Linked DNA regions of Homo sapiens: region 2 is linked to region 1. A link is an interaction called in ENCODE POLR2A ChIA-PET data of the cell type or tissue named here. Cell type or tissue: K562. All regions are shown on one strand. Links, peaks and the distances in the headings refer to the core of each region. The heading gives the core; the rest is flanking DNA.

Region 1 (9,156 bases), core at 2,307-6,306:
CTGGGCTGCACTCCCCTGGAAAGCATTCCAGCCACACCAGCTGCCTCTCATTCTGTGAACTTATTGTTTCTCTCGCTCTCTCTCTTTGCTCTCACCAAGTCCACTCCTCTTCTTCTAGATCTCAGCTGAGAAGTCTTCCTTGCCTCCCTGACTAGGTTCCATCTCCCATTACAGGTTTTCATGGCACTGTGTACCTCTCCTTTACAGCAATTTTCTCCATTGCAATTTGGTATTTGCCTGTGTTAATGTCTACCTCCTAGATAGTAAGCTCCCTCAGGGAAGGAACTGTTTCTGTTTTTCTTGTCATTGCACTTTCAGCACCAAGTATGGTGGCTGCATCACGATAGGCATTTAGTAAACATCTGTTGTATGAATGAATAGATGGGTAGATGGACAGATAGGAGGGCAGATGGATAAATAGGTAGGTGAGTAGATGAATAGATAGATGAGTGGCAGGTGTGTAGATGCATCAGTAGGTGGGTGCATGGATATACAGAGGTGGAAGATAGATGGGTAAAGGGCAGACACATGGGTATGTGGGTGTATGGACAGGTGGATGTGTGGAAGTATGGATAATGCAAGGGTGGATAGGTGGGTGAAGAGTGGATATTTGGATATGTGAGTGGATGGATGGGTGCGTGGGTGGATGGTTGGGTAGGTGGGTGGATGGTTGAGTGGAGAGAAGAAAGTGGATGAAGGTGACATGATAGCTCCCACATGTGAGTGTTAGAAGGATATCTCACTCACTGGACAAGCTCTGGGGGGGAGGTTTCTTTAGAATCTGTTCTCTGTCAGTGCTTGGTGCCCAGGAAATGGATGCTTTCTCTCATTTTTGCCCCACCTAACCTTTTCCCACCACCTGAAGGAGACACTTGTTCTTGTGGAGACTGAGGATGCTGACACTGGTTTAGCAGGAGTGTGGTCTCTGCTCGAGCTATTGAGGGGAGTCAGTAGTCACCTCCTCCAACAGTAAGCCATTTTGATCAGAGATATGGGTTCCAACCCATGGGAATCCCTTTTTCCTCTTGCTTCTTGCTTTACATACGCACAAAGAGACTAAGTTGGTTTCTTCTTCCTCCATAGATCCAAGAAGTGAATTTGGGGAATGTGACGGTCAGTTTCATGTGCCAATTTGGCTAGGGCACAGCCCCCAGTTATTCCATCAACACTAATCTAGATGTTGCTATGAGGGTATTTTGTAGATATACTTAACGTTTATAATCAGTTGACTTTAAGTAAAGTACAGTATCCTGGATACTCTGGGAGGAACTGATTCAATCAGGCAAAAGCCGTAAGAGCAGAACTGATGCTTCCCTGAAGAAGAAGAAATTCTACCTGTGGACAGAAGCTTCTGTTCTGCCTGAGAGTTCCAGCTACCCTTCCTGATGGCCAGCCTAGCCCCCATCCCCCAAAATGCATAAACCAATTCCATAGAAGCACACATATGCACATACATATACATATGACATATGTATCTACATATACATATACATATACACATGCACATCTGTATGCCTGTGAATCCTGACGTTTTGTCTCTCTGTTGGAATCTGACTGATACAGGGGAGGAAGAGGAGAGGCAGCCGCTGGGTCCTAGAATAGATGCTAGAAGCAGAACCAGTTGTGTGGTAGCTTCCTCAGATGAGGTTGTGGGAAACCTTGACATAGAAGCAGTGAACACCCTCTTCTTTTATGATATGAGAATACCCATAATGTGGGTGACTAGCCCCATCCCATCAGTCCCCACATATGGCCTGAGGTGTTGTGCAGATGCCAGGGTTCACTCTCAGAGGCTCAGGACTCCTTAGCATGACTTGTTCTACAGAGTCAAAAAACACCAATGGCCTTTGCACCATGGCAGGGCTGGACCTTCCCTCTAGAACACTCCGAGCCTTCCTGACCCTTAGTTTCTCCTCTCCCAGCCAGCGGGGGACTGAAGTTCAAACTCACTTGTAATTTTGGGTCACCAGTCTTCATGACAGTCAACTCTTCCCCCAGACTGTGCCCTTTCTGGCAGAAACCTTATCTTCTCTATTCTCAGCAGAGCAAGACCAGAGCTGAGCACCAAGCATGGTCTGGAAACCCCGGCTGGCGTAGCAAGTTCAGCCCTGGTTTTGCAGAAGATGTCCTGTGGTTACTGCCTTGGGGCTGCTCGCAATCAGTGGATGAGACAGATGATAAACACAGGAGGACTATGCCATGTGGTCAGGGAGATGCCAGGGGAAGCTCCAGGGTCGAGGGAGCCCAGGAAAAGGGGAAATGCTGACTTCCTAGAATAGTTAGAGGCAGCTCCTCAGGCTTAAGCTGGGTCTTGAAGGATGAGTAAGACTGTATCTAGGGATTTTTTTTATTGTTTTGAGAACTTATTCTGGACCTCACATTTGTCTAAGTTCTTTACAAGAACTATCTCATTTGCTCTTCACGACCACCCTAATAGGGAGCTTCTGTTATATCTTTTCCACCAGTGAAGAAACTGAGATGCAGAGGGAGAAGTTAAATAATTTGCCCTGAATCACATAGCAGCTGAATAATGGTACCAGGATTAGAACCGAGGTAGCCCGGTTTTGTTTGTCATTTGTTGTTTGTGTGTATGTTTTGAGACAGGGTCTTGCTCTGTCACCCAGGCTGGGGTGCAGTTGTATGATTATGGCTCACTGCAGCCTCCACCTTCCAGACTCAGATGATTCTCCCATCTCAGCCTCCTGAGTAGCTGGAGCTACAGGTGCACACCACCACACCCAGCTAATTTTTGTATTTTTTGTAGAGACAGTGTTTTACTACATTGCCCAGTCTGGTCTCAAACTCCTGGCCTCAAATGATCTGCCCACCTCAACCCCCCAAGTGTTGGGGTTATAGGTGTGAGCCACCGTGCCCTGCCTGGTCCAGTTTTAAGATCTTCTTCTTCACCAGCACCCTACACCACCTAGACAGGAGAAGTGGTACCCCATGTAAAGAGGACACGATTGCATCAGCACCATGTGAACCCATAGTGAAGCTAGACTCAAAGTCTGCCCTTTCCCAAAACTAGATTTTGAAAATATGACTGATGCACTTGCTTCTACTAAAGCCAGGAACATGAAATTATAATAAATTCTGGTCTGGGTAAAAATAAAATATTTAAACTTAAAATAACGTTGTGAGTGTTGATACGTCTACTTTTCTGTTTTGCAATACTTAAATTAACCCTTTAAAAATACATAAAAACACATTTGTTAGGATGCACCTTTTCCCCTTGCCTCAGGCTCCAAATAACACTGCACAGCACTGTCAGAGCCTGTCTTTACGTGAAATTCTGATATTACGTTAGTTGTGGGTTTTTGGCACTCATTTTGATTTTTTTAAATATTGATTTAAAATTTTGGTTATAAGTTTTTGACACCTATAGTAACGGCCTCCTTTGTTTGCCCCAGACCTGAGGCAAAGAGCTATGACAGCCCCCTGCACTAGCTGGAGTCAGGGGTGGACGTGGGAAAATCACATGAAAGGGCCCTGATGAGGAGACTGTGGGCCAGGGCACAGGAGACTTTCTAGGCCATGATGAGGAGCTTAGATTTATCCTGTGGGCAATGGGGAGCCACTGAAGTATTTTAATGAAGAAAGGGGCAGGGTCAGACTTGTGTCTTAGAAAGATCACCGTACCCTGCCTGCTGGACCATCAAGAAGGCTGATGCACGGGTCGGATGAGAAAGGACAAGGCCTAATCTAGGGCAGGGGCCGTGCAGATGAAGTTCGGGGTCATGGGGTGGGTGGCATCGTCAGAGCCCCCAGGCTGAGCAGCAGGAAGTTGAGTCTGGGAAGACTCTGGAAACCACCCTGAAAATGTTCGGTTCTGTGTCCCCACTTAAATTTCACCTTGAATTGTAATAATACCTACGTGTCAAGGGCAGGACCAGGTGGAGATAATTGAGTCACGGGGGTTGGTTTTCCCCATACCGTCACATGTCTCGCGATAGTGAGTGAGTTCCCACGAGATCTGATGGTTTTATAAGGGGCTTCCCCGTTACTCAGCACTTCTTCTCTCCTGCCGCCATTTGAAGGACGTGTCTGCTTCCACTCCTGCCGTGATTGTCAGCTTCCTGAGGTCTCCTCAGCCATGCTGAACTGTGAGTCAATTAAACCTCCTTCCTTTATAAATTACCCAGTATCGGGCAGTTCTTTATAGCAGTGTGAGAACAGACTAATAAGCACCTGGAGTCTGGGAGCGTGCCCTGCGGCTGCCATCATGGCGAGCGTCATCAGGGAGAGGGGCCAGGAAGGCAGGTGACTTCACCCACACAGAAAAAAAAAAAAATGCTGCTTCTGCAGCCCTTCTTCCCTGTTACCTAGAGTGGGTTTCAGCGAGAAGACTCTGACAAGACAACACCTGAAATCGAACGTGTAGTCTTCTAAATTGTGTGGGACCCTCAAAGGAGGGTTGGTCACGAACCAGAGGGCATAAGAGACAAGTAAACAGTAGACCCTTCATTTTTTATTTCCCGTCCCTGGCGTCCAGCGACACACTTTTCATTCCCAAGGACTTCCAGGGACCCAAAGTCCTCCCCTGGCTTGCTTTTGTGAAGCCCATGATCTTGCATGGAAACCTAAAAAAAAAAAAAAACTTAAAAACAAATGTTCATAGCATCTTTATTTATTATAGGCAAAAACTGGAGACAACCCAAATGTCCATCAACAGGTGAATGGATAAACAAATTGTGGTATATTTATACAATGGAACATGACTCAGCAACAAAATAGTGCAAACACCACATGCACAGTGTATGCACACCATGAATGAATCTCAAAAGCATTATGCTGAGGGAAAGAACTAGATGCAAAAGATATATACTGTATGACCTCATTTATGAATTCAAGGACAGACAAAACTAATCTATGGTGATAGATTTCAGAGCATGGTTACCCCGGGGATGATGGGAGAGGGTGAGACAAAATACTGGCTGAAAGGAGTACGAGGGAGTATCCTGAAGTGATGGAAATATTCCATATATTAATTTGACTGGTAGTCACGCTGGTATATACATATTAAAAATTCATCGACCTGTACACTTAAGATTTGTGCATTTTACTATATATAAATTATGCTTCGATTTAAAAATATATAAAAACAAATAATTTGTAAAAGAGGAAGTGATTGATGTGTGTATATGTGTATAAATCTATGTAATGATGATAAAATGCAAGTTTCGGCTGTAACCTATTGCCATAGATCAACACTGTCCAATAGAATTTTCTTTGGTGATGTAAACTTCTGTATCTGCACTGTCCAATATAGTAGAAACTAGCCACATGCAGCTATTGAATACTTGAAATAGCACGTGAGTGGCTAATGCAACTGAGGAACTAAATTTGTTGCTTCATTTTAATTAATTTAAATTTACATTTAAATAGGCACAAGTGGCTAATGGCTACCATTTGGGACATTACAGCATAGATTTAGTAAGATGCCAAACCAAGATGTTTAAATTTTCCACTTTGAGCCAAGCGTGAGGACCTTCAGCAGGACCACTTAGGAAGTCTGATATGTTCAGGGACAGGGTGAATGCTTTAGAGACAGGAGTTTTTTTGGAAGTTCTGTTCCCTATCATCCTGTTTCTTCTGCAACCAATGTCCCATTTACCTTACTTTGTCTCTTGATTAATTCAGATTCTCCTCAAATGTTCGGGGATCCATGGCCATTCATTCATGTTTATAAATGAACTGTTCTGACCAGGAGCTCTCTATCCAAGGGCAGGACTGGCCACTGGTGGCTTCATGCCACATGAATGATCAGAAAGTCAAAATCACACAAAACTTTCCCCCCTCAAATGCCAGAAGGCAGAGGACGTTACTCTCAGACCCCAACTCACGCTCACTGCCCAAATTCTTCCCGGACATTTATGGAATTTCTTAAGAAATAATCATTCTGTTTTGTCCTAGGGGTAAATTCTGGACTGTCATCTAGTCTGCATTTTGGGAAAGAGAGTGAGGGTTGTGACGGTCAACTGTTTTTGTACACATCTTCGATTATTCTTCCTGTTTTCAGCCTCATTCTCTCGTTCTAGGCCATCCTAAAGTACCTGTCATCTCTACGTCTGTGGCATTCTCTGGGCTCCACTAGGCATGTCCCCTTTGCATGTATTCCAAGCTGGGAGTTTCTCCACTCTGCTTTCCAACCAGCATTTCTTCATATACTTCCTCCCTTCTGGAAATCTGTTAAAATGCCTCATTCACTGCCCCTCCCCATTGTCTACCTTGTTAGAGGACTATACTATTGTATCCTTTACTGTCATTTTAGTGGAAGGAGGGAATATAATGTGCTCAGTGCAGCATCTTGAATAGGAAGTCCTCCAGGAATATCTTTAAACTCTCATGGACATAGACAGGTCTCCAATCTCTGCTACCTCTTGAAGAAAATTCCCAAGGTCTCCTCATTATCATATGACCTTGAATTGCATTCCTCCTCTGGGGTGGGGTGAAGGGAATAGGATCTGTAAGACCAGGGTGGAGCAGAAGGGATGAGCAGCACAGCTCAGTATTAGAAAGGATGGAAACTTCCACTTCCACCCAAGATGAACTAGTAAAAGGACGCCTAAGGACCCAGGCCCCAAAACCACTTTAGGGAATAGGCAGTGGTAAGGGGGCCTGAACTCACCCTTGGTTAGATCCCTGAGCAACCTTCCCAAAGGGCTTAGGGAGGGAATAATGTCCTGAGCTCCCAGGAAGCTAGGCACCATGACAGTGAGGTGAAGAATTACAACCGCAAGTAGTGGGAGCCATCCCATGCCCCTGGTAGGCTGAGCACCTCCAGGTTAACTGCTAAGGGAGGGAGCAGACTGGCAAAGGCCCAGGAGCTGGCACTTGCCCGTGCTGAGTGGGAATCTATTTCAGAAGGCGGAACACTGCTTGAAGAACACAACAGCATCTAATGGTGGCTATGTTTGAAAGTAAAGAGCTTGTCATTTTTGACACACAGAAAAAGGTGGCTGTGCAGCTGGAATATGATTAATTCCCCTTCAAGGTATGTCTGTACTGATCAAAAGACAACCAGATAGAGAATTGAAGAAAACAACAAAAAGAGTTTGAGGATGGTCCACTTAGAGGAAAGGCCTCTGTTGTCCTTTAATATGCACACTCACTGACCTCCTCTTTCAATATTACAGAGTTGCACATGTGTAGAATTAATCATTTATTGTTTGAATATACAGGTTGAACTCCAGTGCATTCCACAGTCCTTGGGTGGACCTGGAGATGAAGTAGTCCATCATCAAGCAAGGAGGTTGTCAGGTTTTAAAAGCCTTGTACTACGCAGGGGTCATATTCAGAATAGTTAACTAGTGTAGGCATAGGCACTGACCAGTCAGAATCAACATTGAACTTAATAACCCATCCAGTCAAACCAATACTGACAGTCAGCCTGCATACATGCACACACAGCCTCTGCAAAGTGGAATGAGCTCTGCTGAGCTGCACTACCTGGCTGCTTGGCCGAGCCTGGAACCTTCAGCCTGTGTTGTACCTTCAGCTCGTGTTGTTTGCTACTTTACTCTGGATATCTGTATTGGAGGAGCCTCTGGGAAAATTCCCTTTGGAGCCTGGGCTCCCCTTACATCTGCCACTTTCTCCCTTAGTCACATAACTATCCTCAAATTAGCAAGATGCCTGTATGCCTTAAATTAAGAGCAGACTGGTGCAGCATCAGGATGCACCAGTCTAAATTTAGACCCAGTGTTCTGTGGAAATGAAAGAGCATGTTTGGGTTTTAATAATAGAATTTTAAAAGACTGGTAGATCACTTGTGCGTGGGTCACCCAGCTCCTGAACACCTGGGTATTCTCAGTAACAGCTATAACTATACAGTCTGATACATCAGGAGTTGCATTAAGAAACTCGTAACAGAAAATGGCAATAATTTTTTTTCTCTCTTATATACAAGAAGCCCTGGGATAAACAGAAGAAAATATTCTGTAGTAAATAGAAGCCAGGATCTTCCATCTTTATGTTCTATCACCCTTAGAACACGGCTTTCATCCTCAAGGTCACTTCCTGATGACTTTTGGGGCTCCAGTCATTATGTCTGTGTTCTAGGCAGAAAGCTAACAGGAGAGAAAAGGCCGGGCGCGGTGGCTCACACCTATAATCCCAACACTTTGGGAGGCCGAGGTGGGCGGATCACAAGGTCAGGAGGTTGAGACCATCCTGGCTAACATGGTGAAACCCTGTCTCTACTAAAAATACAAAAAATTAGACGGGCATGGCGGCGGGTGCCTGTAGTCCCAGCTACTTGGGAGGCTGAGGCAGGAGAATTGCTTCAACCCGGGAGGCAGAGCTTGCAGTGAGCAGAGATCATGCTACTGCAATCCAGCCTGGGTGACAGAGTGAGACTCTGTCTCAAAAAATAGAATAAAATAATTAAAATCAAAATTTAAAAAAAAAAACAGGAGAGAAAAGAGGGGGCAGAAGTCACATACCATTGCCTGCCCTTTGTTAAAGCACTTTCTCAGAAGCTCTACCCAACCACTTCTGCTCCCAACCTGTTGGTCACCTCTAGCTGAAGAGAGGCTGGAACACTTGGTCCTTTAGTTAGACCCATTGCCACACGAAATAGAATTGGGGCTCTGTTATGAAGAACAAAGAAGAGAATGGATATTAGGGAGGCAACTAGCATTCCTGGCTTCAGCCTGTATAAGAAAGTCCCATGAGTCTCTGTCTCTCTCTCTCTGGGGCCATATGAAGAGATAGGAGATGCCCCCCAAAACCTGCCACTGCTGTTGCACCAGCTGAGGCCTCCTGCAAGAATCAGGAGCAACCCTCCCCTGAGCAGACAAGGTTGACCCAGTTGCTCAGGGGCTCACAGGCAGCCAGACTGGAGCCTACCCTGCAGGGGCAGTGGGAAGCTGTAAGCCTTTCAGCCCGGACCTTCCCTTCTCCTCCTCACTGGGTTGCAGGATGTGGCACCAAAGCTTGGAAATCTGAACTGTCCATGAAGGGGTCACCCATACAAGAAAAGAAATTACTGTTCTCAGCACCACTTTCAAAAAAGGAAAATTAGCCTAGAGTCACACTGAGAAGACCTTAGAGAGACCACATCAACCCAAGGGTGGGCGTGGAGGGTCAGTACTAGAAGTCCAGAAAAACAGAGAGCAGGGCTGGGAGTGGTGGTCACCACTTTCCATCCCAGCT
Region 2 (9,156 bases), core at 1,668-5,667, 270 kb before region 1:
AGTAGCTAGGATTACAGGCATGCACCACCATGCCTGGCTAATTTTTGTATTTTTAGTAGAGACAAGGTTCCACCATGTTGGCCAGGCTGGTCTCGAACTCCTGACCTCCAGTGATCTGCCTGTCTCAGTCTCCTAAAGTGCTGTGATTACAAGGCATGAGCCACCACGCCTGGCCTGCATCACTTTATTTTTAACTCATCTCTTGTATACAACTTATAGTTAATTTGTTTGCTTAACCAAATCTGAGGCTTATTTTAACAACTGAATTTGTCTCATTTGTTTTATATGAGTAATAGACATATTTGGTTTTATTGTATCCTCATTTGTGTTGCTTTAAATCTTTCTTGGTGCTCATTCCCTACATGGGTTATCGTATTTGACTGTATGGTTTCCTTCTTATGGATTAGAAAGTGCATTAAGTCTATTCTAGTCTCCTAATAGTTGTCTTTACAATTTTTTTTTTTAAGATAGAGTTTCGCTCTCTCACCCAGGCTGGAGTACAGTGGTGTGATCTCGCCTCACTGCAACATCCGCCTCCTGGATTCAAGCGATTCTCCTGCCTCAGCCTCCCAAGTAGCTGGGATTACAGGCACCCGCCACCACACCCTGCTAATTTTTGTATTTTTAGTAGAGATGGGGTTTCACTGTGTTGGCCAGGCTGGTCTCGAACTCCTGACCTCGTGATCCGCCTGCCTCCACCTCCCAAAGTGCTGGGATTACAAGCATGAGCCACTGTGCCCAGCCGTCTTTATAATTTTATGAGTGATATTTAATCCCGGTATCTTAGCTGTCTCGGTGTCTTACTGTAAAACAGAGGTCTCCAAACTTTTTCTATAAGGGGCTAGATAGTAACAATTTTAGGCTTTGGAGGCCATATGGTCTCTGTCACAACTGCTCACTTGTGCTATGGTAGTATGAAAACAGTCATAGAAAACACGTAAATGAATGAGGAGGCCTGTGCTCCAATAGAAATTTATTTACAAAAACAGGTGGTTTTAAAAAAGAACAGGTGGCAAGTCAAATCTGGCCCATGAGCCATCATTCGCCTACTTCTGCTCTAAAAGATGAGAAAATCGTCACACATATCTTCATGGTGTTGATATCATGCGAACATCATGCAAGATGCTAACATTGGGGAAGAAGAAGTGAAGGGTGCATGGTGCATTTCTTTGCAACTTCCTGTGAATCTATAATTATTTCAAAACAAAACTTTTTTTAAGTTCAAGGAATTGACACAAGGAGGGAAAACTATTTTAACAAGAGCCACCTTGCCAGGTACGGTGGCTCACGCCTGTAATCCCAGCACTTTGGAAGGCCGAGACCGGCAGATCACCTGAGGTGGGGAGTTTGAGACCAGCCTGACCAACATGGAGAAATCCCGTCTCTACTAAAAATACAAAATTAGCCGGACGTGGTGGCTCATGCCTGCAATCCCAGCATTTTGGGAGGCCGAGGCAAGCAGATCACCTGAGGTCGGGAGTTCGAGACCAACCTGACCAACATGGAGAAATCCCATCTTTACTAAAATACAAAATTAGCCAGACGTGGTAGAACATGCCTGTAATCCCAGCTACTTGGGAGGCTGAGGCAGAAGAGTCGCTTGAACCCGGGAGGCGGAGGTTGCAGTGAGCTGAGATCGCACCATTACACTCCAGCCTGGGCAACAAGAGCAAAACACTATCAAAAAAAAAAAAAAAAAAAAAAAGCCACCTTGAACAAGTGTGGAATTATGGAATTATGCAATGGTTATGGAAGGACAACCTTCCCTGGGGTCCAGTCTGAGGGGCCATCACCATCCTGGCTTTCTAGCGGCAGGAAAAAATAGCTTCTAGGGAGGCTGCAGTTTCCTGGCCCACAGCAAAACTGGTCTGATATGTCTGTAGCTTGCCATAGAGAAGACCTGTTCTCCAGCCATCTGGGAGTGACAGAAATCAGTTGTTTCAAGAGACTGGCTGATCCATATAGCTATAGGGATCAGAGCTTTAGTAAGCCTAAGCCCTAAATAATCCCTTTATTGTTTTTTTTAATTAATTAATTTTTTTTTTTTAAGAGAAACAAGATCTTGCTCTGTCACCCAGGCTGGAGTGCAGTGGCGTGATCATAGCTCACTGCAGCTTCAAACTCCTGGACTCAAGGGATCCTTCTGCCTTGGCTTCCCAAAGTACTGAGATTACAAGTGTGAGCCATCACATCTGTCCCCATTTATTCTATAGATGGGAGACTAGACCCACAGTTACAGAGTGAGTTGGAGGCCATGCTGAGTCTAGAGTCTCGTCTTAAAATTTTCCCAGCCTGGGCTTTGTAACTAGAACAACCATCTTATGCCATCCGAACCCCCTCTGTCAAGAGGCCTCTTTCCTGGAGATCTAGGTGCCTTAGCCTTAGTATGTACGCAGCTTACTTTAACGTTGCCTTGAGAATGCCCAAGAGCTTGGAAGCCGGGCAGGAAGGGCAAAGCAGTGTGGGCCTTGCAGTTCACATTGCAGAGGAAACAGCACCCAGAGGCTAAGGAGCTGGAGGTATGCAGTGGCTCTGTTCAAGCCGTGGGCCCCCCATCATAATGTTCCCCGGTTCTCAACATTGTTTGGGAGCTTTCTCTTCTATGATAGGCATCTCATGATTGAACCAAGAAATACTTACTGAGCACCCACTCCAGAGCATACACTGGGCCATGCAGGGAGGGATCAGGCAGTTTGCACAAGACAGAAAGGTCCCTGCCTCTGTGGAGCTTACAGTCCAGTGGAGTATTGGTCCCTCATGGAGCCCACCCAAAGGATACAGGACAAGCATCTTTTCTCTGCCACTGTCCAGCAAGTGAAGATGCAGAGGGAACCCTTTGGCACCAAGCGGGCCCATGACTCTGAGGGCACAGTCCCATGTCTCCCTGAAGGACCTCCCAGGATGGACGGGCCAGTGGCTGGGATAAGAGAGCAAAAGCTCATGCTGGAGAAACACCCACCCGCCTGAGGTCAATCCTTGCAGGACATACTGTCCCGCAGTACTGCTGGACCCATTCCCTGGCGTCCTTACCACCTAGCGCAGCACTCAATAGTTACTTCTTAAATAAAAGGATGAATGAGGAGATTAAGTTAACTTCCTTCAGCTTCAGTTTCTTCTTTTGCAAAATGAAGAGTGTTATAGAGATCAAATGAGGAAGCCGGCTAGGAAGCTAGGAAAGATTTTTGCAGAGCTTTGTGTGTTCTGAAACACAAAGAAGTGAAACAGAATCCAGATTCCAAAGGGCTTCAAGAGGTGAGATGAAAGGCTGCTCCCAGCAAGGAGAAACACACATGGGAAATGCAAATTCCCATGCTGGGGCCTGAAACTCAGCCGCACAAGAATAGGCAGCTACCAGGCCAGGCATGGTGGCTCACACCTGTAATCCCAGCACTTTGGGAGGCCAAAGGGGGTGGATCATGAGGTCAGGAGTTCAAGACCAGCCTGGCCAACATGGTGAAACCCCGTCTCTAATAAAAATATAAAAATTAGCCGGGTGTGGTGGCGGGCACCTGTGTTCCCAGCTACTCAGGAGGCTGAGGCAGGAGAATCACTTGAACCTGGGAAGCGGAAGTTGCAGTAAGCCAAGATCACGCCACTGCACTCCAGCCTGGGTGACAGAGCGAGACTGCATCTCAAAAAAAAAAAAAAAAAAAAAAAAAAAAAGGCAACTAGCAGAACAAGGCTGAGAAGAAGCCTTGGGCGGGGTGGGGTGGGGTTGCAGGTGCGTGCAAAGAATTTTCAGATTATGTTTGCCCAAAGACTTAATGGAATCTTAATAACATTGATGGTGATGGTGATAACTAACCCCTCTTGAATGCTTGCTCTGTGCTAGATGCTGAGCCACGAACTTCACATGCACATCTTGTTTCATCATCTCAGAACCCTGATTCATTCATTCACTCGCTCATTCAATAAATATTTATTAAGAGCCCACATCCTTTACGAAGCATGGTTATAAAGACTATGAAGAAACGTGAACATTTGGACATGACGTTAAATGGAGAAGGAAAGCAATATTCAAAGTCACAACTGAACACTGCAAAACACATGGGGAGGGGTGAGCAGTAAACAAAGGAGACAAAGGCTCTTCCCTACTGGAGCTTATATTCTAGTCACAGCAGGCAGACGAAAAACAAAATGAATGAGTAACATGTAAAGTGGTGTTAAGTGTGGGTTGGAGGATACAGGGGCGGGCATAGCCCTCTGAAATATGATAGAGAGGAAAGACCTCTCTGCGAGGGTGACATTTGAGCAATGCCTAAAGAAGAGTGAGGGGGTGAGGGCAGAGAGTTCTAGGCAGAAGGAACAGCAAGGGCAAAAGCCCTGAGGCAGGCTTGTGTCAGGCATGATGACAGAGGAGCAAGGAGGCAGGATGCCTGGAGAGAAGTGCCAGAGGCAGAAGCAGGAGGAGATGGAGGCGGGTTGGGGGAGGGGGGGTTCTTTGAAGTTATCACAAGAACTTTGGCTTCTATTCTGAATAAGGTTAAGAAACCAAGGAGGAGGGGCCGGGCGTGGTGGCTCACCTCTGTAATCCCAGCACTTTGGAAGGCTGAGGTGGGTGGATCACCTGAGGTCAGGAGTTCGAGACCAGCCTGGCCAACATGGTGAAACCCCATCTCTACTAAAAATACAAAAAATTAGCCAGGCACGGTGGTGCGTGCCTGTAATCCCAGCTACTCGGGAGGCTGAGGCAGGAGAATCCCTTGAACTCGGGAGGTGGAGGTTGCAGTGAGCTGAGATCGCCCCATTACACTCCAGCCTGGGCAACAAGAGCAAAACTCCATCTCAAAAAAAGGGAAGGGAAGGCGGGGAGGGGACGGGAGGGGAGGGGAGGATGGGAAGGGAGAGGAAGGGAAGGGAAGGGAAGGGAAGGGAAGGCAGGGGAGGGGAGGGGAGGGGAGGGCCAGTGAGGAGTGATGGGATTTTACTTAGATTTTAACCTGAGGCTCACTCCATCTGCTGTGTTGGGAAGAAACCAAAGAATGACCTGGACGGATGCAGAAAGTCCATTTAGAGACTCTTCACTCATCCAGGAAAGAGGTCATCCTGGTTCAGAGTGGGGTGGTGGCAGTGGGGTGATGGAAATTGGTCAGAATCTGGATCTATCAGCCACAGGACTTGCTGATGAGTTGGGGTGTAGGGCGAGAAACAGGGGTGGAAGCTGGTGCTCAGGCTTTCCTGTGAGCCACTGCAAGGACAGACTTCCATCCTTCAAGGTAGGGAAGGCAGCAGGAAGAACAGGATAGGGGAGAACATCTGGGGCTCAGGCTTGGATGTCCTACATTCAAGTTGCCTATTGGATGGTCAGTGAAGATGTCAGGGGGACACATGGAGTTCAGAGAACTGGGCTGGAGTCGCCAGCATGCAAGATGATTTAAAGTCATGTGACTGAGTGAGGATCATTACCAGAAAGGGAAAGGTCCTTGCCACCCAGTGAGGTCCCTAAGGGAGGAAGTAACAAAGATAAGAGGCCCAAGGACCGAGTCCTGAGGCAGGAAATGTTTAGAGACATAACAATATAGACGATACAGCAGGTTAAAATGGCCCCCAAAGATATACATTCTACTTTTTGGAACCTGTAAATGTTACCTGATTTGGAAAAGGAGGTTTTGCAAACGTGATTCGATTAATGACTTTGAGAAGGATCCTGGGTTATCTGGTTGGGTCCTAAATCCAGTGACAAGTGTCCTTATAAGACGGGGGCAGAGGGAGATTCAATGAACACCAAGGAGAAGGCTGTGTGGCCACGGAGGAAGGCTGGAAGGATACAAGCCAGGGAGTGCCGGCAGCCACCAAAAGCTAGAAGAGGCAAGGAATGGATTCTCCACTAGAGCTTCTGGTGGGAGGGCAGCCTGCCAACACTTTGATTTTGGCCCAGTGATACTGTTTCAGACTTCTGGCCTCGGGAACTATGAGAGAATAAATTTCTGTGAAATCACCAAATTCATGGTAATTTGTTTCAGCAGCCCTAAGAAACTAACACAAAGGCCATTGGTGAACATGATAAGAGCAGGTATTAAGTAAGTTCTCTCCACATTTTACAGAAGAGGAAAGCAAGTCTCACTAAATTCCCCAAGGTCACAAAGCAGGTAAGCGGAAGGATGGGGGTTCCACCTAGACCTTCCAGGTTCTATGAGTAAGCCCACTCTTACCCATTACCTTTTGCTGTCTCCATCAGTAGACACCCAGGACCCAGCCTCAGTGAGCTGACCCTCCCTGTTCATCCAGCACTGCCCAGCCCACCCTGGGAGCATCCTGCCGTAGCTCAGCCCAGGCACTGGCTGCTGGCCACCGAGCTGTGAGAAAGGTCCTTTCCTACCGTGGACGTCTAGTAGCCCTCCTAGAAAGCAACGGGCAATATGTAGCAACTGTAGATATTCACACCTTCTGACCCCAGGATGCATCTCATTGACCTCTTTCTCAAAGAAGCCACACCCAAAAATGTCATCACAGCATCGGCTATAATAGCATAAAAGTAGAAACAATCTCAGTGCTGAACAGTATAAGCTTAAACAAATTATCATAAATGCATTGATAGATTGAAGAGTAAAAGTAAACACTATGAGGGAACACGGAAAACAATTTTGACACGACATTTACTGCAGAAAGGGGTAAAAAGTATTCAAATTTACAGTTCAAAACTGTAAAAAACATATGGAGAAAAAGACAGAAAAGAATGTACCAAAATATGCATAGTAAGTGGGTTAAAAATGGAAATTTTGACAACTTTTTCCCCGAGTAACTAATTTTTCTATAATTATATTAGCTTTATGATTGATTTTTATATATATAAGAAGGGACACTTTTAGCTTTATAACTTCTTTATAAGAACCAAACCAGGCCGGGCACGGTGGCTCACGCCTGTAATCCCAGCACTTTGGGAGGTCGAGGCAGGCAGATCACTTGAGGTCGGGAGTTCGAGACCAGCCTGACCAACATGGAGAAACCCTGTCTCTACTAAAAATACAAAATTAGCCGGGCATAGTGGTGCATGCCTGTAATCCCAGCTACTTGGGAGGCTGAGGCAGGAGAATTGCTTGAACCCGGGAGGCGAAGGTTGTGGTGAGCTGAGATCACACCATTGCACTCCAACCTGGGCAACAAGAGCGAGATTCCATCTCAAAAAAAAAAAAAAAAAAAAAAGAAGAAGAACTAAATCAGAATGATAAAGACTCATGACTACATGCCATAAATGATTCAGGATCTGGGAGTACTAATTCTGGAGAGGAGCAGACTAAGGGGGTCTTGATTACCATTCTTCAGCACTTGACTGTCATTTGCAGGAAAAATTAGCCTTACTCCGTGTACTACCAGGGAGCAGAAAGAAGACGGATAGGGAAATGTCTCTCTCTTTGTTCAGCATAAGGAAAGACTACAAGAGTAATACTTTCCAATACCTAATAGCCTGGGCTGCCTGGAAGGTGGGGAGCGCCCCTTCACTGGAGGTATTCAAGCCGAGGTCAGAGCTGCAGTTCTCTGATAACAAGGAGGTTGGAAGAAGGCGGAAGAAACCCAAAAGGAAGCAGAAATAGCATGAAAGGGATGATTGGGAACGGGTCAGAAGCCCTCATGGGGCCGAGGCCTTTCCTGCAGTTTTCTATAGCTGGGGCCACTCCTCATCCCTGATGGGTTTCATAAAGGAGACTATATATGGGGAAATTCCCCAAGCTGTAGTGAATGTCATAGAACACAGGAGCCAGAAGACTCTAGAGATCATGTAGGCTGCATCCCCATCACCTCTGAAGACACGGAGATTCAGACAGGCCCAGTATGTGCTGGGGATGCACAGCAGGTCTGTTTAGAGCTGTTTAGAGCGGGGCAAAGGTGTGCTGCCTCCCAGGCCACTCTGCCCTTTGCTAAAGAGCCTGCCAGGGTGGCCAGACTCCCACTCCGGCCCTGCACCACAGTACATGTCTGTTTACCTCCAGAAACAAGAAGAAACTCACAAAGGTTGTGATCCCACCTGGGAAACAAGAACAGAAGCATCAGGGGTCAGAATATAAAGATGAAAGCGATTCCAGTCTGACTTTCTCACTTGGTTCCCTGTATCACACACACACATGCGCGCACGTGCGTGCATGCACACACACACACACACACACACACACACACACACACACACACACACTTGCTTTTCTGGGAAGAAATTAATGACCCCTGGGCCGTTCATTGCTCTTTTACTTGGTGACAAAAACCACTAGTGATCATTCTGGTTTCATACAAAATTAATATTTGATTGAAGGTGATATTTGTTTGGAAATAATGAAATGTCTGTCCAAGCCCAGGCACCACACTGCCCGAAGTGAGAGCGGAATACACCCCATTTCATATTTCATTCAAAGGAAATGCCATCCTGTAATGAAAACAATCGTGTCTATGTCACTGGGCCGGAGTGAGGAAGCCGCAGTGAGGAAGGTGCAGTATTTCCCCAGGAAACACGGGGAAAAGCCGATCAATAAAATCCATCAGACTCACTGCGTTCTGTAAAGCACTTTCTGTATTCATTTATCCCGGACTTGGGAGTAATTATGTCAGGATCTTTTTCCCAAGGACTCTAGGAAAGCAAAGCAACTTTCCACCCAATTCTCTTTCATGAAAGGCTTTGCTTTCTTCGAATGCGTGTTTGCTGTTTATTTCAGCCTCCCAGGCAGCCAAGGGACCGTTCAGGACAAGTTTCTCATCAGCAACAGGTGTCTTATTACTACAGTGGCTCATCGTTAGTGGAACCCCCAGCTTCTGGCTGCAGGAAGTACAGGAAAAATTTGCAAAGGAGGTTACTCTAGCCTTTCTGAAAGTCATGGCCGAGAGCTGATTTCCTATCTCTATTGAGGAGTGGAGGAAGGTGGCCCATTCCTAACGCACTGAAGGGTGAGAGTGGCCTCAGCAGAGACACCTGTTCTTTAAAAAAATGTTTTGAGGCCAGACTCGGTGGCTCACACCTGTAATCCCAACATTTTGGGAGACCGAGGCAGGTGGATCACGAGGTCAGGAGTTCAAGACCAGCCTGACCATCATGGTGAAACCCTGTCTCTACTAAAAATACAAAATTAGCCAGGCATGGTGGCATGCTCCTGTAATCCCAGCTACTCAGGAGGCTGAGGCAGGAGAATCGCTTGAACCTGGGAGGCAGAGGTTGCAGGGAGCCGAGATCGTGCT

The links. ChIA-PET counts read pairs that join two places held together with the same protein. Peaks named below come from ENCODE experiments on the same cell type or tissue, not always from the same donor. Only the 100,000 strongest peaks of a DNase experiment are listed, where the experiment ranks them.
Region 2: POLR2A ChIA-PET joins it to region 1 with 5 read pairs; 2 of 35 experiments call an interaction of 5 or more read pairs at or near these places.

Annotation. Positions count from the first base shown.
Region 1 is chr17:5,614,278-5,623,433 of GRCh38, reverse strand. No RefSeq gene overlaps it. Among named protein-coding and RNA genes, the nearest start is that of NLRP1, 34 kb to the right of the region's middle. In K562, for the core only: no CTCF peak of the experiment used is centred there; DNase peaks (open chromatin) are centred at 3,933 and 4,233; H3K4me3 peaks cover 2,296 bases.
Region 2 is chr17:5,879,146-5,888,301 of GRCh38, reverse strand. The region is part of intron 2 of LOC339166 (a long non-coding RNA gene); the gene reads right to left. Among named protein-coding and RNA genes, the nearest start is that of WSCD1, 190 kb to the left of the region's middle. In K562, for the core only: no CTCF peak of the experiment used is centred there; no DNase peak of the experiment used is centred there.